Linked DNA regions of Homo sapiens: region 1 is linked to region 2. Evidence: read pairs that join two places in POLR2A ChIA-PET (ENCODE). Cell type or tissue: PC-9. All regions are shown on one strand.

What was found. Peaks named below come from ENCODE experiments on the same cell type or tissue, not always from the same donor. Only the 100,000 strongest peaks of a DNase experiment are listed, where the experiment ranks them.
Region 1: POLR2A ChIA-PET joins it to region 2 with 20 read pairs; 2 of 35 experiments call an interaction of 5 or more read pairs at or near these places.

The regions. Positions count from the first base shown.
Region 1 is chr3:107,877,488-107,879,987 of GRCh38, reverse strand. LINC00635 (long intergenic non-protein coding RNA 635) reads left to right here and starts at 1,920. Exons shown (of 8, transcript NR_024276.1): 1 at 1,920-2,086. In PC-9, no CTCF peak of the experiment used is centred here; no DNase peak of the experiment used is centred here.
Region 2 is chr3:107,729,652-107,732,151 of GRCh38, reverse strand. The region is part of intron 6 of BBX (BBX high mobility group box domain containing); the gene reads right to left. Among named protein-coding and RNA genes, the nearest start is that of LINC00635, 150 kb to the left of the region's middle. In PC-9, no CTCF peak of the experiment used is centred here; no DNase peak of the experiment used is centred here.

The sequences.
Region 1 (2,500 bases), 150 kb before region 2:
CATTTCTCTTGGGAGTATTTACCCGAGAGAAATGAAGGCATATGCCACCCAAAAACCTGTACACAATTTTTTAGCAGTTTTATTTATTATTGCCAAGAACTGGAAATAACCCAAATGTTCATCAACTGTTGAATGACCAAGCAAAATGTGATGTAGCTATACTATGGAATACCTCTCAGCAATAAAAACGAACAAACAACCAATAGACACAACAACATCAATGAACTTCAAAAGCATCTTGCTCAGTGAAAGAAGCCAGGCTCAAAGGTTACATATTTTAGGATTCTACTTATATGGCATTCTGGAAAAGGTAAAACTAGAAGGACCAAAAACAGTTCAGTGTTGCCAGAGTCTAGGGGTGGAGGTAGGAGACTGACCACAAAGGGGTACAAGTAAACTTTTCGGAGTGATGAAAATATTCTGTATTTTGATTGGGTACTAGTTACATGATGGCACATATTCATCAAAACTCATAGAACTGTACACTTTAAAAGGGTGCATTTTACTCCACGTAAATTATACCTTAAAAACCTGACATTTTAAAAAATCACTGATGATATCATTATATATTGATTAAACATTTTAAAAACATCCTCATGAACAGTGTGCCTAGCACTCAGTGACATTAATGTTAGTTGTTGTTGTTGTTACCATTGACTAAGGTGACAAAAGTATAGAAAAACAAAAATAAATTAGAAATAGTTTCATTTATTATAGAACCAAGATTAGGATCTAGTCAATGTAAGGGTCCAAAACTTTCGTTGATTCTATAAATTCAATATTTTAATTTAATCAAGTAAAATGTCTTGTGTACAATGTTGCTAAACAGTAATAATCATTACAAATAGCAATTCTGTTAAACAGATGTAAGCTGAATAATTAGGGCTGTGTGTGATACCACCTCAGATGCCAGAGTGACAAAGCCTTTCAGGAGTTATCAGGCTGCTTTTCCACCTGTCAGATGTGCACATCTAGAAAATCAATTTTTATCAATGCACTCTGAGATGATAACGTTATAGGAGACTGATTTACGTTAACGAATCTTAGAAGGCACTGATGTATAAACCCGATGTACAATGTGTCACTCAACAGAATGATAACTGCCACTTGGGTCACCACAGTACTGTGCGCTGATGTGATCATCACATTTTTTCCTTGTGGGCAGGTTTAAAGGGGGAGCCGAGCATTAATCAGCTTCCTCGGTGGGCAGGGGGTCAGAATAAGGAAGAGAAGTTAGTGTTAGAGGACACACAACCCAGGTCATAGTAAAAGTTCCACAAATCATTCCTGTTCCCATAATTCACCAGATTCAATGTCTTTCTTTATTAAACAATGTGGTATAGAAACCAATATAATCTTGTTGGTAACTCTCTTTTATGTAGATTTCATGTTCCTCACTCTTTAGTCTTTCTGCAGATCTGGTACATTACCATTGAGAGAATCAGCTTTCATGATGACAGTCACTTCTGTTCCTTCCTTCCTGAGATTTTGCCTTTATTGAATTTGGTGTTCCCAAGTCTCCTCCAATGCACACTTAATAGATATCATCTGATGTTACTTCTACAGATAATCTCATCCTTTCATGGATTGCTTTTGCTAGTTTAACAATCAAAGAGTGTTTTGGTTGCCTATTGCCCCATAACAAACCACTCCCAAACTTGGTGGTGTAAAATACCACCAATCATTTTATTATTAACTCCCACAAGTTTGGGAAGTTGCCTGAGCTCACTTAGGCGGTATTCACTCAGAGTGTCTCACACACTTGCTGTCAGACAATGGTTGACACTCAAATATTCTGAATGCTTGATGCTCACGTGGCTGGCATGTGGGCTGGGACCACTCAAACAGCTGGAATTTGGAACTTCTAGGGACCCTAGGAATGCTTCTTTGTCTCTGTGTGGTCTCTTCAGCATAGCAACAGCAGCGTAGCTGAACATCTTACGGATGGCCCAGGGCTCCAAAGGCTCGTTTCCTAAGTGAGAGAGAGCCTGGCTGAAGCTGTATTACCATTCATTCTCCAGCCTCCGAAGTCTCAAAGCATCACTTCCACCATACTCTAACTGTCAAGACAAACACAAAGGCCCAGGTAGGTTCAAAAAGAGGGGGAGTAGGCTCTGCTTCTTGATGCAGATGTGGCCAGGTTCTGGAGGAGAATGTGGGACAGGAAATATTATTGCAGTTCTGGAAAACACAATCTGCCATGAAAGGCAATCTCAACTTTCAGTTATTAGAGGACTGAGGGTATTTTATTACATACTAGTCAGATGCCTATTTTCAGGAGCACTGAATACTAAATATACGGCCCCTCAGCCCTGTGAGGTAGAGTGAAAGTTACAGGAACGGCAAATGAATAAATGAAGACATCAAGATGATTTACAAATTCATAAATTTCCCACAAAATATAATATATATATAACATAATATATATATTGGGATCTCTGACTCTGATCTAAATAGACAAATGTTTTTCAAAATGATACTTTGATTTAGAAAGAAGAAT
Region 2 (2,500 bases):
AATGTCAGGAGTTTGAGGCTACAGTGAGCTAAGATCGCAACACTGCACCCCAGGCCTGGATGACAGAGTGGGACCCTGTCTCTAAAAAATTAAATGAACAAATAGAAAATAAATAAAAACAAAGAAGTTATCAAAGAAAAGGCACCTGTGTCCTGTAAGTCTATCTTGAATTAAAATTCAGAAGTGTAATGAAAGAACATATGTAAAAATGCCTAACTCGGCATCTCTCCTAGTACATATAAGGTCCTCAACGTATATTTAATTTCAGGAATCTACAATTGAAAATGAGGATCAGTCAAAATGTTGCACAAAGAAATTCAGTTGTTTCTTTTCTTTTTCGGGTTGAAGATATGTCCTTAAGTACATCTTTGTATACAACCTGTCTTAGGAACTCATAAAGCAACTTTGACTATATGTTATCGACAGTTTTAAAAAAAAAATTGCAAAAAAAGTTCTGAGGTAGTAAAAAAAAGGGGCAGGGGTTGGGGGAAGAGGTTATTAGAGGAAAAACTATGTTACCAAAAGATCAGGGGGTCAAAAAATAGCTCAACATTGGAAGGCAGCCACATAGGAAGACATACACAGAGAATACACAGACAAACAGTAGCTAATTTGATGAAACAAAGCTCTTTGGTATTGTTTTGAGACTCCAACTTCAACTAAATGCTAAGTTTAAGAAATACTATGGCTGTTGAAATAGATACTTAAATCTACTTAAAAATCAAGAGAGGGAAATGAATTTAGTAGAAAGTAAAAGTTTAGTTTGGTTCTTTCAAAGAGAAATACTTTTGCAGCTGTCATCCTAGAGATCAGGAGGATTGGATGATAGCTTTCTAAAGATAAAAATGTGTTAGTTCAAATTACAAAGTAAAATAGGAACATGATTACGTGATAATTTATATACCAATGTGACTTTGCAAGAAGTTTGCTGTATAGATACTAAAACATAGGCCAAGAAATTACCAATATCCTTTATATTAATTCATACTTACATAAAGTTATTTAGAACTATCAAAAACATATTGACATACATAGGATGCTTTCTTTAGTGCAATTAAATGAAAGGGCTTGCACTAAATTACAATCTACACAGCTTTCCCTTCTTGGATATCATACATTTGGTAATTTGGGGTTATTCAAAATTGCAAAATGTCATGTGACAAGGACTACTGGGCAAGCAAAACAAAAGAGATTCCATATTGAGGTAAACAATCTGGCATTTAGAGGCCCTCTATTATCTCCTAGATTCAGATGTCTAGGCACCAGGATTTAATTAAAGACAAATTAGTTCGCTTTCATCTTGTTGAAAAGGAACATACCTGGAAATATCAGATCAATGTTATCCACTATATGCAAGCCTATCAAGAGTTCTGAACATGGATTTGCAACATATAACCCAAGCCATTACATAATGAGATAAATGCAAGGAAGGTGTTTTCCTTCTTTCCTGTACTTTCTTTTGAGAACACTGATCTTAAATACCGATCTGTAAAGATCTTGTTTGAAGTGTGGGTTCGACTTTCAATTTGCAGGTAAAAGGCAGATTAATAAAGTGTCAGAAACGGTGCTTCAAAAAAGATATCTTTCATAGCTTTCTGCAGTTCACCTACAATTGTTATATGGTTTGTGAAGAGCAGATGTATGCAAAAAAAAAAAAAGCCAACAACAACAACAACAAACTACATACCCTGGATCTAGACTGAGAATTGGGAGAAAAAGCAATGGATGTTACATGATGACCAAAGAAAATCAGCTGGAAGTCAGTTATCTATATACTCTTTCTGGGTTCTGATAATAAGATATGTTAGAAAGTACTCCAACTGATATAACCTGGGAAGTCCAGAAAACTCACCAAGACTATCTAATAACAAATGATTTGAAGCTAAAATTGTACAAAATTGACAGCTAAAGCAAGGACAAATAACTATGTCTGATTCTTCTGGGACATGTAGAAGCATCATTTTGGGAGCTTACTTAGAATTACACTACAGACACCCACATAGCAATCACCTGAATCCTTTTTTCCGCCCTAGAATGCTGCCATTATGTTAGACTTCATTTTTTAGAGGCAGGGTGTTGCTCTGTCGCCCAGGATGGAGTGCAGTCGTGAGGTCACAGCTCACTGCAGCCTCGAACTCCTGGACTCAAGTGATCCTCCCATCTCAGCCTCCCAAGTAGCCAGGACTATAGGCACATGCCACCATACAGGACTGATTAAAATAATATTTTTTGTAGATTATATAGAATACTGCCACATACTTTACATGGTATGAATCACACACTGAATCATAAAGTCTCGTTAAATTTATTGGTTATTCAAAAAAAAAGTGTTATCACAGTATCACTCAACCTCTTTTCCCAACCTTTCCATATGCAAATAGTTCAATACTCTGCTTTGGAAGAAAATTTGCTTCTAATACCAAAATAGGAACCCTGTAGCTCAATTGCAACTTCACTGCCTTTCTCCTGCTCAATCTGCTAATTTCATCTGGCAAACTCA